2 separate regions of the Homo sapiens genome follow, and region 2 is linked to region 1. Evidence: read pairs that join two places in POLR2A ChIA-PET (ENCODE). Cell type or tissue: IMR-90. All regions are shown on one strand. Each heading gives the region's core, and the rest is flanking DNA. Links, peaks and the distances in the headings are about the cores only.

Region 1 (8,344 bases), core at 2,124-7,123:
TATAATCATAAAAATATCCATCAAAAAGGAATGTTAAATAAGTATATTTTCAGACAAACAAAATTGGAGCAAGTCTGTTGCTAGTAGACTCACACTAAAAGAGAATGTAAGGATTTTTTTCGTTTTTATTTTTGTTTTCTTTTTTTTTCTAGTTTCTAGACCTAAGCTTAATGTTTCATATTTAAACATGGAACTGCAGAAAAATTAATAACACAGGGAAGGGTAAATATATGAGTAAATCTAAATATAAACAATAGCAGTAATGTATTACAGGTTTTAAAAATAGATGTAAGATTAAAATACATGACAGCAATTGCACAAAAAGTAAAAAGAGAGTATTTTAGTCAGTTCAGGCTGCTATTACAAAATATCATAGATTGTGTGGTTTAAACGACAAGCATTTATTTCTCGAAGTTCTGGAGGCTGGGAAGTCCAAGATCAAGGTGCCAAAAGATTCAGTTCCTGGTGAGGGCTGTCTTCCTGGCTTGCAGCCAGCCAGCCACCTTCTGGCTTTGACTTTGCATGGGAAGAGACAGAGAGAGAGTGCATGAGTGTGCAAGTGAGCAAGGACTCTGATCTCTTTATCTTCTTATTAGGGCACTAATTCTATCATAGGGCTCATCCTGAAGCACCCCCCTCCAAATACTATTATGCTAGGGATTAGGGATTCAATACACAAATTTCATTACGGACATTCCATTCATAACAAGGAATAGATGAAGTTAGAGTGTTGTAAGGTCCTTGCACTATTCAAGGAGTAATAAATGTACTAACTTAAGGTAGTCTGTAATAAGCAAGGATTAATATTTGAATCTATTATTTTAGGGTAACCAATAAAATAATAAATCTATAACTAACAATCTAGTAAATGGAATAATAAACATTTGATTAACCTAATAGAAAGAAAAACAGAAAACAGTAAAATAGAGAAAATAGTAAGATGGTACCATAAATCCAAATATGTCAATACTTGGATTAAACTAGTGGTATTAATACTCCAATTAAATGACAAAGATGATCAGAGTAAATAATAAAAATAATACCCAACAATATGCTGCTTATAAGATATACATTTTAAATATAAGGACTCTTGAAGGTTGAAAGTAATAGTATGAAAGACATAACATAAAAATATAACCAAAAGAAAATGGTGCAGCTGTACTCATATCAGGCAGATTCTAAAGCAAAAGGTATTAGTAGAGAAAATAATAGTTTCATGATGATAAAGGGATCAGTAGAATTTTAAATTTAAATTTAAAGGTAATAATATAGCCTTAAAATACAGGAAGAAAGATATTACAGAAATAAAATATAGAATAGACAAATTAGAGAACCATAGTTGAAGATCTTTTTAATACCTATTTTAGTAATTGATGGTGAAGAACACTATACCTAACAACCGCAGAATGTAAACATTTTTCTAATTCTCATGGAACATTGCTCAAAATCAACTATGTATAGTTGGAGCAACTAACAGTAGATTTCAAATCACTTAAATCATACAGAGTATATTCTCTGACCTCAATAGATTGAAGCTAAAAACTATTAAACTATTAACAGAAAAGGACGCAAAAATCCTCAGTGTTAGGAAATTTTCAATACATTTTTAAATTACTTACGGACCAAAGTGGAGATTGCAATGGAAATTAGAAAATATTTGAGTTATGTTAGCAAAAATGTGTATACAAAAACTAGTGCTTGCAGCTAAAATGCATAGCAGGAAATGTATAGTCATAAGTGCATTTAGTAAAGAATAAATGCTGAAAATCAATGCTCAGATTCCATTTTGAGATTCTAAAAAAGGAACAGCAAAATAAATGCAAGAAAACAAAAGGAAGTAAATGATAAAGTTAAAAACAGGAATCAATAAAATATAAAATAAAGAAAGTATTTAAAACTTGGTGGTTTGAAATGATTAATAAAATTGGCAATGCCCTAGCAACTCTAATCAAGAAAAAATTAATATTATCAGTATTAGAAATTAAAAGGTGACATCACCCTATAGATATTTTAAAGGCTAGAGAATATTGTCACATGTACTGCTAATAAACTTGAATATTTCAATGAAATTGCAAAATTCCTTAAAAAAGAAAACTTAGAAAAATGGACACAGGATGACTGGACAATCTAAATCATCCTGTATCTATTAAATAAATTAAAACATTTAATAAGAAACTTTTCACAGTTCGTTTCTCTCTCACACATACACACACACACACACACACACACTCCAAGTGTACATGATTTCACCTGTGAATTCTTCCAAATAGTACAGGAAAAAATAACGCTATTATTACATAAACTCTTCCAGAGAATTTAACCTTGATACCAAAATCTAACAAAATCTTGATACTAAAATCTTGATACAAGAAAGAAAAATCACAGGAAAATAACTTTCATGAAGAGACAGAAAAATCCAATAGAAAAATTTGCAAATAAAATCCAGTGATATATTAATAAAGCAATATGTCATGATCAAATTGTGTTTATTCTAAAAATAAATGGCTAATTTCACATCAAAAAAGTAATTAACAGTATTAACATAATAAACAAGAAAAGCCCCTTGATTTCAATAGATATGTTTCAATAGATCCAGAAAAATTATTAAATGCAATTCAGCACCTGATTGTAACTTAAAAATATAATTATTAACAAACTGGGACTAGAAGGGAACTTTCTTCATCTGATAAACACTATCTGCAAAACAAACAAACAAATAAAAACAAAATAAAACTATAGCTAACATCAGACTTAATGATGATATATTGAGAGTTTTCACCCTTAAATTGGGAAGGAAAGATTATGCCTGCTATCATTGCTTTTATTCAACACTATGCTGGATGTGTTAGTATTATAATAAATATGGATTAGAAAAGAAGAAATAAGACTGTTCTCACTATTTACAAATGTCATAATTGTAACATGTAGGAAATTCAAAAGAATCCACAGATAAACTGCTAGAATTACAAAGTGAATTTAGCAGTCTCTTGATAAAAAGTCAATTTGCAATTGTATATCAACATTTAGCAACAATTAGAAAATGAAAGCTTAAAGAACACCAATTTCAGAAGCATCTAAAAATATGTTACCTAGGAGTAAAACTAATATAAGATATAAAATACCTCTACACAGAAAGCTACAAAATATTACTGAATGAAATGAGAGAGGATCTACATAAATAAAGGCATACCATGTTCATGAAATAGATAATGTTATAAAGATTTCAATTCCCTTTCATTCATCTCTAGATTCAATGCATTGCTAATGAAAAGCATAACAGGTTGTGCTTTTGTTTTTAGTTTGGTGGCAATTGGATACAGTGATGCTAGAATTTAGATATATTGATAAAAATAGGCAAGCTAATTTTAAAATATGAAATCACAAATTAGAGTCTGAAATGCTCAAAATAATCTTAAAGAGCAAAGAGGGCTCACATCCAGATGTTAAGACTTATTGTAAAGCTATAGTAATTAAAACAGTGTGGTAATGGCTCAAGAATAAAAAAAAAAACTGAAGGAACAAATCAGATAGTCCAGAAACATATCCACCATGTGTACAGTCACCTGTTTTATGATAAAAGTGCCATTGCAATGTTGTGAAGAAATGTTGGTATGTTCTATAAATAGTTGAATAAACTGGACAGTCTTAGAGATAAAAATGAGACTTGTCCCCGACCTCACATCATACGTAAAAATGATATTCTATTTCTGATATATCATAGATCTCCATGAGAAATATTTAGCAACAAATCTTCTAGAAGATAGCACAGGCAAATATACTCATGAGCTTAGGGTTGGTGAAGATTTCTTAAAGATAATCAAAACAAAACACAAAACCACCTAAGCATAAAAAATGATGAAAGCGTGAATTGTAATAAAATGAAAAACTTCTGTGATCAAAGACACTGTTTAAAGAGAGTATATAAAGAATTCCTCAGACGAATTTTTTAAAACAGGCAAAATTCTTGAACCAGCAATTCACAAAAGAAAATAGGCAAATATCTCATAAACATATGAAAAAGTAATATCGTAAGTAAGGAGTGAAAATGGTCGCTGAAACCACAATGAGACATTAACGCACATCCACCAGAATAGCTGAAAATTTTATCTTAATGACCATTCCATTGTTGGCAAGAAGGTAGATCAATTGAAATTCTCACATGTTGCTCGCAAAAACATAAATTGATACATGTATTTTTGAAAGCTGCTTCACTTTCTACTAACATGTCTACTATAGTTGCTTAGCTTATGACCCAGCAAATACAATTTTATTTCTATATCCAAGATAAGTGGGTACATATGTCCATGACAAGCACAAAAGTGTCCATAAAGGTTTATTTATAATACCCAAATTCTAAAAACAACCATAAACAGTAGGATGAATAAATACAATGATACGTATATAACAGCTTTATATATGTGACTATAAAACAACTTTATTTAGATATAATTTACATCCCATAAAATTCACCTTTGTAGTGTTCAATTCAGTGGTTTTTAGTTTGTTCAGAGTTGTGGAGTTATTAGTATTATCTAATTTTATAACATTTTCATTACCACAAAAAGAAGCACTATGCTCATTAGCAGTCACTCCTAACTTCCCCTACATCCCTTGACAACCATTAATTTATGTTCTGTCTCTATGGATTTGTCTATTTTGGACACTTCATATACAAAGAATCAAATAATATGTGGTGTTTTTTGACTGGCTATTTTTATGTATCATAATGCTTTCAAGGTTCATCCAGGAAGTAGCATATATCAGTAATTAATTTTTTTAATGCTGAAGAATATTCCACTGTATGTATAGTATACATATTATTTGTCTGTTCATCAGATGATGGATATTTGGGTTGTTTCCACATTTTGGCTGTTAGGAATAATGCTACTATGAACATATATGTTCAAGTTTTCATGTGAGTATTTATTTTCATTTCTCTTGGGTATGACCCTAAGAGTAGAATTGCTGAGTCATTTGGTAACTATGGTTACCATTTTGAGGAACTGCCAAGATATTTTCCAAAGGGACTGCATCATTTTACAATCCTATCAGCAGCATATGAGGGTTCCAATTTTTCCACCTCCTTAACAACACTTGTTATTTTCTAACTTTTTTTTTTTATTTTAGCCATCCTAGTTGGTGTGGAGTGATAGTTCATTGTGGTTTTGATTAGCATTTCCCTAATGATTAATGATGTCTAGCATCTTTTCTTGTACTTATTGGCCATTTGAATATCTTCTTTGGAAAATGTCTTTTCAAATAATTTCCCTATTTTTAAATCGGGTTATTTGTCCTTCTATTATTGAGTTATAAGAGTTGTAATAAGCCAGGCGCCATGGCTCACACCTGTAATCCCAGCACTTTGGGAGGCTGAGGCGGGCAGATTACGAGGTCAGGAGACCATCCTGGCTAACACGGTGGAACCCCGTTTCTACTAAAAATACAAAAAATTAGCCGAGCGTGGTGGCGGGCGCCTGTAGTCCCAGCTACTCAGGAGGCTGAGGCAGGAGAATGGCGTGAACCCAGGAGGCGGAGCTTGCAGTGAGCCGAAGTCACGCCATTGCACTCCAGCCTGCGCGACAGAGCGAGACTCCGTCTCAAAGAAAAAAAGAGTTGTAATCCCTTATATATATGATTTAAAAATATTTTCTCACATTCTGTAGGCTGTCACTTTCAGTTTCTTGGTGGAATTCCTTTGAAGTGCTTAGGGTTTTAAATTTTTTTTTTTTTTGAGACAGAGTCTTGCTCTGTCACTGAGACTGGAGTGCATTGGCACAATTATGGCTCACTGTTCAGGTGATCCCGCCTCCCGAGTTTGAGTGATTCTCCTGCCTCAGGACCTTGGGTGGGATCGCAGGTGTGTGCCACCACTCCCAGCTAATTTTTGTATTTTTAGTAGAGATGGGGTTCACTATGTTGGCCAGCCTGGTCTCAAACTCCTGACCTCAAGTGATCTGCCTGCCTCGGCCTCCCAAAGTGCTGGGATTACAGGCATGACCCACTGCGCCCAGCTAGGGTCTTAATTTTGATAAAATTCGTTTTATTAATTTTTTTCTATCTCAGTGTTTTCTACTAAGAGTTTTATAATTTTACATGTTACATTTAGGTCTCTCCTGCATTTTGAATTAATTGTTCTGTATGGTATTGTGTCTGGAATTGATGGGTTCTTGTCTCACTGACTTCAAGAATGAAGCCGCAGACCCTCACCGTGAGTGTTATAGTTCTTAAAGGCTGCACATCCGGAGTTTGTTCCTTCTGATGTTCGGATGTGTTCGGAGTTTCTTCCTTCTGGTGGGTTTGTGGTCTCGCTGGCTCAGGAGTGAAGCTGCAGACCTTAGTGGTGAGTATTACAGCTCAAAAAGGCAGTGTGGACCCAAAGAGTAAGGAGTAGCAAAATTTATTGCTAAGAGCAAAAAAACAAATGCTTCCACAGTGGGGAAAAGAACCCTCGAGTTACCACTGCTGGCTGGGGGGCAGCCTACTTTTATTGTCTTATCTGGTCCCACTCACATCCTGCTGATTGGTCCATTTTACAGAGAGCCGATTGGTCTGTTTTACAGAGAGCCGATTGGTCTGTTTTACAGAGAGCTGAATGGTTCATTTTGACAGGGTGCTGATTGGTGCATTTACAATCCCTGAGCTAGACACAAAAGTTCTCCACATGCCCACTAGATTAGCTAGATACAGAGTGCTGATTGGTGTATTTACAAACCCTGAGCTAGACACAGAGTGCTGATTGGTGCATTTACAAACCTTGAGCTAGATACAGAGTGCCAATGGGTGTATTCACAATCCCTTAGCTAGACATAAAGATTCTCCAAGTCCCCACCAGATTAGCTAGATACAGAGTGCCAATTGGTGCATCCACAAACCTTGAGCTAGACACAGGGTGCTGATTGGTGTGGTCACAAACCTTGAGCTAGATACAGAGTGCTGATTGGTGTATAAGTTTCTCCAAGTCCCCAGTAGACTCAGGAGCCCAGCTGGCTTCACCCAGTTGATCCTGCGCTGCGGCCGCAGGTGGAGCTGCCTGCCAGTCCAGCGCGGTGCGCCCGCACTCCTCAGCCCTTGGGCTGTGGATGGGACCCGGCGCCGTGGAGCAGGGGGCGGTGCTCCTCAGGGAGGCTTAGGCCGCGCAGGAGCCCACGGAAGAGGGGAGAGGCTCAGGCATGGCGGGCTGCAGGTCCCGAGCCCTACTCCACAGGGAGGCAGCTAAGGCCCGGCGAGAAATCGAGCCCAGCGCCAGGTGGGCCGGCACTGCTGGGGGACCCGGCGCACCCTCCGCGCTGCTGGCCCGGGTGCTAAGCCATTCACTGCCGGGGCCTGCGGGGCCGGCCGGCCGCTCCGAGTGCGGGCCCGCCAAGCCCACGCCCACCCGGAACTCTGGCTGGCCCGCAAGCGCCGCGCTTACCCCCGGTTCCTGCCCGTCCCTCTCCCTCCACACATCCCTGCAGGCTGAGGGAGCCGGCTCCAGCCTCGGCCATCCCAGGAAGGGGCTCCCACAGTGCAGCGGCGGGCTGAAGGGCTTCTCAAGCGCGGCCAGAGTGGGCGCCGAGGCCGAGGAGGCGCCAAGAGCGAGCCCGCTGTCACCTCTCAGGATGAGGTGGGGGTCCAACTTCATACTTTTGCATGTGGTCTCAAAACTGTTGAAAAGACTGAGCTTTCCTTATTGAGTTGTCTTGGCAAGCTTGTTAAAATCAATTGAAGATAGTGTAAGGGTTTATTTCTGGATTCCCAATAACTCTATGCCTATACTACACTATTTTTGTCACTGTAGCTTTGTAGTAAGTTTTCAAATCGGGAAGTGTGAGCCTCCAAGTAGGTTCCTGTTTTTTAAGATCATTTTGGCAATTTGGAGTCCTTTGCATTTTCTTGTGAGTTTTGTTATTGTTGTTGTTGTTGTTTTTGATACAGTCTTGCTCTGTCCTCCAGGCTGGAGTGCAGTGGCGTGATCTTGGCTAACTGCAGCCTCTGCCTTCCAGGTTCAAGCTGTTCTCCTGCCTCAGCCTCCCGAGTAGCTGGAATTAGAGGTGCGCACCACCACACCTGGCTAATTTTTGTTTTTAGTAGAGACAGGGTTTCACCAAATTGACCAGGCTAGTCTTGAATTCCTCACCTCAGGTGATCCACCTGCCTTGGCCTTCCAAAGTGCTGTTACAGACATGAGCCACCACACCTGGCCTCCTTGTGAGTTTTAAGATCAAGTTATTAATTTCTGCAGAAAAGCTAGCTGGGGTTTGGATAAAAATTATGCTCAATCTGTGAATCAATTTGGTAATACTGCCATTTTAACTTTTTTTTTTTTTTAAACAGAGTCTCACTCTGTTGCCCAGGCTGGAGTGCA
Region 2 (8,344 bases), core at 1,220-6,219, 400 kb after region 1:
AATATTTTAAATTCTTTCCCGATTTTTATGATTTGGCTTTTGAACCACACTTTCCCTTTCCCTGTATTGACTGAGACTTGACAATCCTTTTATTTATTTACTTATTTATTTATGTCGGAAGGGGACTCCTATCACCTTTGCTTATTTATCATTTACTGAATTTCTTCTACTTCTTTTTCTGCTTTTCTTGTCCCTTTTTAAAAGATGCAAACCCAACTATTGCACCTTAATCCAGATCCCATGGATCCTTCATAGAGAAAGCAAATGAAGTCCTTGCGTGTCTGTTGGACCCACATGGCTTGCAGCAAGAGCATTTTGGTGCTCTGCCATGCACACTTTCCTGTCCCATTGGCTACCCTTTCCTGCCTTCCTAGCAAAAGTGTATTTTCAGACCTTTTATCACTTTGCAATTTTTATTCCCCAGGTGTACTTGCCTGAACTATTTTTTCGTGCCAAACTTCAGTGGATTTCCTCCCCTTGTTTTCAAGGCCCTTTGCCCTCCAGCTGTTGGAGACAAACACTATTGTGATCCCAATAGCAGGACTGATTTAACTGATAATTCACAAAACAATCTGGAGCCATCATCACCTTTCACTCATGACTTCTCTATTCAACATTTTCTCCTCAGAGGCCATAGATTTGGCCAAAGTTTTCTTGTCCCAAAGTCTGTCGATATCTGGCTCCCAAGCCAGCACTGTGTGTATAATTATCTAAAGGCATTTCTGGGCCTTCACATTGTTTACCACTCTTCTGCTTTCACTTAAATATTGCTTCTCTTCTTAGACGTTCCCCTTGCCTCTCCTACTGGGTTGACGATGTGTGCCCCAGTTTGCTAGTATTTGAGATGCAAAAAGCTAACATGGTTTTAAGAGCAACAGAAAAGTCTATTCTACATATCTACCTGCAATACTGTTTGGGTGGGGGAACCTAACTGATGCAAGGAGGAATTACTCTAAATTTCAATGGCTTATGATGAGTATAGGTGGAGATTAAAATAACCCAGGCAGCTCCTTTCTCAGCACAGCTTCCTTGGGTTTAGGCACACTGGTCCTGTGAAATCCTCCATACCTCTTCCACCTACCCACAGCCAAACCGGCAGAACCCTTTGCATTTCTCCCACCTGTGCCAGCTCTGTGGGATCTTCTGCCCCTTTCCCATCCCTGGCTCCACTCAGCTGCCTGGGTATGTAGATGGCCTGAAGTGCCTATGTGGAGCAATGTGCATTTTTGTTTATTTATTTTAATTTATGAATTGCTTTTAAGTATGAATTTCTCTCTCTCTGTTCCAAACTACAAAAGAACCTAGATCAGATAAAGTAGTATCAGTCATCACCATTTTGCTCCATACAGAGGTATTATGAAGTCTCTAAATCCTTCCATTTCTTTTCTTTTTTTGAAGTTAGATGACAGAGGACAAAGCACATCAGTAACATTTTTGTTCCATGGAAGTCACTCTTATCTATTTCGAGTTATCCTTGAAACACAAATTATATTCGCAATAAGGTTCTCTGTTTACCAAAGGACTTATCTCAATGACTCTGCTTACAGGTCCTTCGTTTTTTTCCATAGTTAAGGATTTCATCCTGGGCTGAGTCATCAGGGGTTCTTATTGGAGAGGTTCTCCCTAGTTTGCCCAGGGCCATTGGTCCAATGAAAATGCTTTTCTAAAATTTATTGTCAAGACAAGCTATGAAACACCTGAGCTCTGTCTACAAATTAATACTTATATTAAACTCACAGATATTAATATCAAAGTGCTATCACATTTGTCTTCCCAAGTATACTATTCTTCCCATGAACAAAAAAACTCATTTCTTTTCATTTTTTTACTTATGACATGATTTTCAAGACCCATTGCTAACCTGGTTTCTCTTCACTATGACACAATGTATGTTGTCTACATCCTCTCCAAGCATCCCCATAAGTCATATTTAGTTTTACTTTTCCTCAAAAAGGAAAGCCATCAGGTAACAATATTATTTTAACTTCAACAAGAAATCAAATATTTCTCAACATTTTCATTTATTGTTGCCTGGAGAGAACTCTTCTAAGATGCATTTTTAAAAATTCCTAGAAGATAAATTGGGCCCAAATGTCCATCTGATCTGATCTTGATAGAACTTGAAATTCTTGCATAAGAAGAGAGGAAGCTAGAAGATAGAAGAGGATGAGAGAAATTTTGAGACCATTGACTTCCTGTCTGCCTGGCGCTAGTACATTAGCCCTTATCAAAGTTAGAAGAGCTGGTACAACACAGCCATTGTAGGTATTGGATCAATACCTGGCAAGCAGCCTGAAGGTCAGATAAAGTACTTAGGCAGGCAGTTTGCCAGGCTAAAGAGATGTCAAGAAAATCAATTAGACTCTAAAGAAAGAGTAGCAAGCTAACTAAAAAATCCCATCTTGAAAGGCTCGCTGTATTTCAAAGGTAGTTTATATGCATTCACAATATCTTTATCTTGTTCGTAAAAGTACATTTGCTAAGCAATTAAAACTATCCTTGGGTCACCTGAGGTCAACTCACAAAAGATTGTAAACACCTGCAGGATCCTAGATTAGAAATCGCTACAAAGGATGGAGATTTAATCAAGTTCTTTTCAGGGTATAAGATTACATAACTTTCAATTAATTTGTTCTTTTTCTATATTGATTACTTTATGTGCATTTGCAATGCCAAAGATGCCCTTGCTTTTTGAGTGGTGAGAGACACCATGGACTTTGAGTACTACAGTGATGCCAGGTAGTTTACTTGGTAAGTTTCAGCCATCTCAAATCAAAAAATAGAAGGGGAAAAACAGGACTGATTGCTTTGGTAAATTTTTTTCATCAGCAAGCAAAAGAAAGAAGCATAATGTTTACTGTGTGAAAGGCAGAAGTATTCTTGCTATTTGTTTACCAGCGAAATCTTTTTGTTATTTATATAGTCCCTTCTCTGTCCCAGGGACCTTGTGGGCATATTTTGGTATAAATAACGTGATGACACTCTATTTATCCCAGGCCTTATGATTTTCTTGGTATTGTTACATAAGACTGACAGATAATTTGTAGTACATATTTCTTGACTTCAGGGAAATTTTGTTCAGTCTGGTGGGAGAAATAATATTTAGACCATTTCAATGCTCTGCCAATATAAATTTATTCATAAAGGATAATTATCAAGGGCAAATGTATTGAGCCAAGTACTGTGCTAAATGCTGGGTGGAGTTACTGCAGTGAACCAAGCAGATGGATCTCTGCTGTCATGGAGCTTACAGTCTAGTGAGGGACACAGGCAAGAATCAAGCAATCTAAAACAAGCAAAGAAACAGCTAAAACATTGTGATGTGTGCCCAAGGGAAAAAAAAAATAAAATAAAATGTGGAAGATTTAAGCTTATTGTAAAAATTATAAAGATGGGGGCAGCAGTGAGCATTTTGAGGAAAGAAGACAGCCGGCACAAAGGGTCTCAGGATGTGGGGAAGTTAGGGGGTGGATCACACAGGCTCTGGTAGGCCATACAACTCATCACCACACAAGACCACAAAGTTTCCTTTCTTTTTAAAAATCTTTGTATTTCTTATCCTTGGTTGATAAAGAACCACAGATGACTAATTACAAGAATAATAAATAGCAATATTTGTTATTTTGGATTTTGAAGAACTGAAGATTTATGTATTTTAAGGGTCTTTCTGGGTGCCTGTCTCTATAGATCTTTAACTCCACTAGGTGAACTTAACTGACCTAGACTTTTACCCCTGGGTGTGATGCAGACACAAGGCCGAAGAGCTATCCTTACTCACCCTGCTCAGCACTGAGTCAGTCCTGCTGTTCACTCAGGGAAGACATGGGGGATCTCAAATTTCTAGGGCTTAGTCCCTCCACCAGGCACCCTGATGTTTTAGCTACAGGTCCCAATACCAGTTGCTTGCCCATTTGGTTGCCTACCAATTGTTCCCTGCCTGATTCTCCACCTGTTCATACCTTGAGTCCCAGCTCACACCTTGGACTTCTTTGACCTTGATTAATTGGATGCAAATCTAGTGTATCCTTTTGCCTTGGAACAATTACCCTGCCTGGGTTCTGCGTTGCATCCTGACACACCTGTAGAATCTTGCATTGGTGGCATCTTCTAGAGTCTAGATGCTTTACTCCAAGTTGCAACAGTCTCAGTTGCTAAGTCTTTTTCTTGCAAGACTAATAAGATCAGTGAAAATCACTTAAAAACCCTTTTTTTTTGTGGGGGGGGAGGTATAAGTTTAATCTATTTACTTGTCCTGATCAGGTAGTTTATGATTGACTGATAATATTAACATGATCATTAAAAGCATGAGCTTTGTAGCCATATGGCTGGGCTCCACTGCTTACTTGCTGTGTGTAAATCTGGATGTTACGTAATCACTCTGGGCCTCTGTTTCCTTCTCTGTAGAAGGGGAGAAAAATAGGACCTACCTCATGGAGTTGTTGTGAGGATTAAATAAATGAATACATGTGAAACACCTGGAATGTTGCCTGGCACTTTGTAAATTCTTCTTAAATGCTCATGAGTAAGTGGTGGAATTAGGATTTAAACTCAGACTAAGTCTAGAGCCTGTGTTTTGTTACATATTTCTCCCCAGCCTCTTGAGACAGGGATCTTTAAATGGTCTATAAACTACCAACATTGGGCCAAATCCAATCAAGGAGTTAAGAACAGTTTTTACATTTTTAAAGGGTTGTAAAAACCAGCCTACAAACCACCAAAGAAATAAAGACAAATATGTGACAGAGACCTTGTGTGACTCACAAAGCCTAAATTATTTATTGAATCTTTACGTAAAATTTGCTGATACTTGGCTTACATGTGTGATTTGGGGCAATATGCGTAAACTCCAAGGCTCTATTTTCTCATCTGCAAAAGGGAGATTATAATATCCTTGCTATAAGTTTGTATAAGGCTTAAACAAGATCTCATACGGCAAAGTACTGAACATAATGTTCTGCCCATAGTAGGTGCTTGCTAAATGTTAGATTCCTTCTCTTCTTTCCCATGTGAAGTTATGTTGGCTTCTCTTAACATACATTTAAACTATTTTTAATATTGTAAAAGTGTCCTCATATCACTCTAGATAAGCAGCTTGCTGAAGGGCTTCTGAATGATTTACCAAAGAGGACTGGAAATGTGGAAGGGGCTGGTGACATGAGGCAGGTGTAATTTGGCTACTTTGGAGGCCCAGGAAGGTCAATTCTGTAAATGAGCTGTGAAGGGGAGGTGACCTTACTGGGAAATGGTGAAAAAAAAAAAACAATGTATTATCTGCCATCTAAGTCAAGTGAGCCTTTGGGTGAATTTAGTACAATATGTGAAACAGCTTAGCTTCCCCACTCTTAATTGCCACAGTAAGATATGAGTTAGGCAAACTAAAGACGTCAAAGAGAGAAAGGCCATTGTGGGGATGATTCCTCAGAATGCCCTGGAAAGAAAGGGTGATTGCATGACCAGGGCAGGACATTTAGAGCCAGAAGAATAATATTTGGAGACTGGTGCCTTGGTTTCTCGAAGCTTACAGGCCAGGGAATGTCCTTCAAGTGTGGGGTAGTCTCTGAGCAGAAGTGGAACATTACTTATGTTCAGAGGAAGTAAATAAGGAGGTACAGCCAGAAAAAAGACTAAGGGCAACATATAGGGAGGCATGAAAATGTCTTGAGTTCTGAAATCCCTGTCAATCTTGAAATAGACATTTATGTTCATACTGTTTGGAATGTAGAGCCTTGCTTAAAATTTTTCTCTCCCACATGTGACATTATATACTCTCAAAATTAGCTAACATTTCAAGTCTTTAGGGGCTTTAAAAACTTTTATTGAAGAATAATATATGTATAGAAAAGTAAGTCAATTAATTTTCACAAAAGTGCATGCATTTGATTAACCAACATCCCAATTAATAATGCATCTTAGATTAACTAGCATCTTAGAAGCTCTCTTTGTAACTCCTTCCTGTTTCTACTCCTCTTTAAGGGTAACAATTTTCCAGACTTCCCAAAGAAAAAAATAATTTTGCCTCTTTTTGTTCTTTACATAAATAGATTCACACGATATGTACTCTTTTGTATCTAGCTTCTTTCACTCATCAGTAGGTTTGTGAGATCCATCCCTATTGTTACATATAGTTATTCATTGCCATTGCAATAAAGTATTCCACTGTGTGATTACAGCACAACTTAGTCATTCTACTGTAGTTGGACATTTGGATAGTATCCACTTTTGTACATTACAAATAACACTACTATAAACATTCTGGTGCATCTCTTTGGGTGAACATATGTAGGCATTTCTGTTGCTGGGTTATAGGGCATGTATAAGTTAAGCTTTAGTAAATATTATTTTTTCTAATGTGGTTATACCAAATTAAATTTCATATTGGTATATTTTGAGGAGGGTAAAGTGTGTTTCTAGGACTCTATTAGAATAGAATATTATCTATTAAGGCAATTCTAGGAGCCAGATATGCTTATGCTACTAGTAATGGGATCAGCCTTGGAGCCAAAGGAAATCAGAGAAACAAGCAGATGGAGAACCAATGCCCTGTCAAGTATAGAATTGGGATAAGCTATTGCTGTTGGTGCACTTTCACTCTGAGGACCTTTCAGAGTGACCTATTAGTATTGCAGGAACTAGCTTAAACATTGTGTTTGTTGGATGAATGACAGTAACAGGAATTGAACATAAAATTTCAGACATCATTTATTAATTATATGTACTACATTGATTTCCTGGATTGTTTCCTTTTCCTATTTAAATACATATTAAATATTAGCTACCTGCTTTTGACAGGAAACTATGATCACTGAACCATCTAAATAGATACTCAAGCTACTGCTAAAATTCTTGAGTGCTTTGCACTGTTATTAATTGTAGAATATTCTCCGCAAACGTAAAAAAAAAAAGTCCCTGAGATGGGAAAATATGATGCATTTAAAAAAACTGGAACAAATATTGGCCCTTAAAATTATGGATGGATTATTATATTTTTGAAACCTGGAAACAAAACCAGCAAGTCATCAGATAGTTGACTTCCTGAATTCAGAGTATCAGGAAGTTACCAGAATAGTTTGGGATGAGCTTGTATGAAGTCAGTTTGATGTCACGATTTGACTGAATGCCATGTAAAGAGGAAGCAGTAGACACTATCTGGACTTCTGAAATTTTAGATTTCTTCCTATGCGACATTTGTGTTAGTAAATCAGAAACATGGGGGAATGTTTGAAAAGCAGCATCTTCTGATGCACGGACTTTGGAGTCATATAGACCTGGACTGGAAATCCAGTTCTGTTACTTATTAGCTGGAGGTATGTGACCTCAGATAAGTTGCCTACCCTATTAAATTGCTGTTTCCTGATCTAGAAAGTTGGAATAATAACACTTGCCCTACAGGGTTGCCATGAGAATTAAAGGAGCTAATTTACATATTTGTACAATTTCTCAGACTTTTAGACTTTCCCTCTTATGTACCCTTCTCTTTGGAGGTCAGGTGGCACTGCAACATGGAGCCACAGCATCTAGCTCCATAAGTCTCTCTGTGCCCAGTCCCCCTTTGTCTGGTTGCTGTCTGCCTCTCCTATCATAGAACCTCTCATATAGGGTTTGTTTACTATTTATTGATATCTGTCTCTGATAGACTGTGATCTATCAGGAAGCAGGAACTAGGTCTATTTCACCCTAAACAGCTAGCAGAGAGCCTCCCAAATAATTGAAAAAAAAAAAAATTATCGAACTTTCCCCAACTCCCCTTATGCTTGATTATTTGAAAGTTAGAAAACAAAGTCCTCATTTTGGCAGTGTTATTGATACAGGGAAACCTGAAAAACAATTCAATAAACTTAAAAATTTAGAGTGGCCAAGCTAAACAGGTTGAGATTACGGATAAAAACCAACCAAGCTGACACAAGACAGGGAATAATTATGTACATACAAAGGAAGTAGACATGACTGAATGTGAGTCAGCAGCCTAGTGCTGTTATTAAAAGTGCAAACATGATTCTAGGATGTATTAATAGATGTAAGACATGCAGAAGCCATGGGGTAATCTGCCTATTTTGACTTGGCATTGCTTGAGATCTTGTTGAAGAGCTGTGTATTTTTTGGTGCTCCATATTTATTAGAAGTTACTAAGAAATTGAGGAGGGTCTGGCTGGTGGATACAAAAATGGTTAAAGACATCAAATATATCTGCTATGAGGAGAGTTTAAACCTGTTGTGATATTTTCGCTCTGGAGAAGAAACTTGAGAGTATTAAATAAGCATAGAGTTTATAGTGCTTTTCAGCACACTGTGTAAGTATATGATGAATATAAGATAATGCCATTAACTCATAGAACTGAAGTACTCT

What was found. ChIA-PET counts read pairs that join two places held together with the same protein. Peaks named below come from ENCODE experiments on the same cell type or tissue, not always from the same donor. Only the 100,000 strongest peaks of a DNase experiment are listed, where the experiment ranks them.
Region 2: POLR2A ChIA-PET joins it to region 1 with 5 read pairs; 2 of 35 experiments call an interaction of 5 or more read pairs at or near these places.

The regions. Positions count from the first base shown.
Region 1 is chr2:147,825,953-147,834,296 of GRCh38, reverse strand. No RefSeq gene overlaps it. Among named protein-coding and RNA genes, the nearest start is that of ACVR2A, 15 kb to the left of the region's middle. In IMR-90, for the core only: no CTCF peak of the experiment used is centred there; a DNase peak (open chromatin) is centred at 4,986.
Region 2 is chr2:147,424,576-147,432,919 of GRCh38, reverse strand. No RefSeq gene overlaps it. Among named protein-coding and RNA genes, the nearest start is that of ACVR2A, 420 kb to the left of the region's middle. In IMR-90, for the core only: no CTCF peak of the experiment used is centred there; no DNase peak of the experiment used is centred there.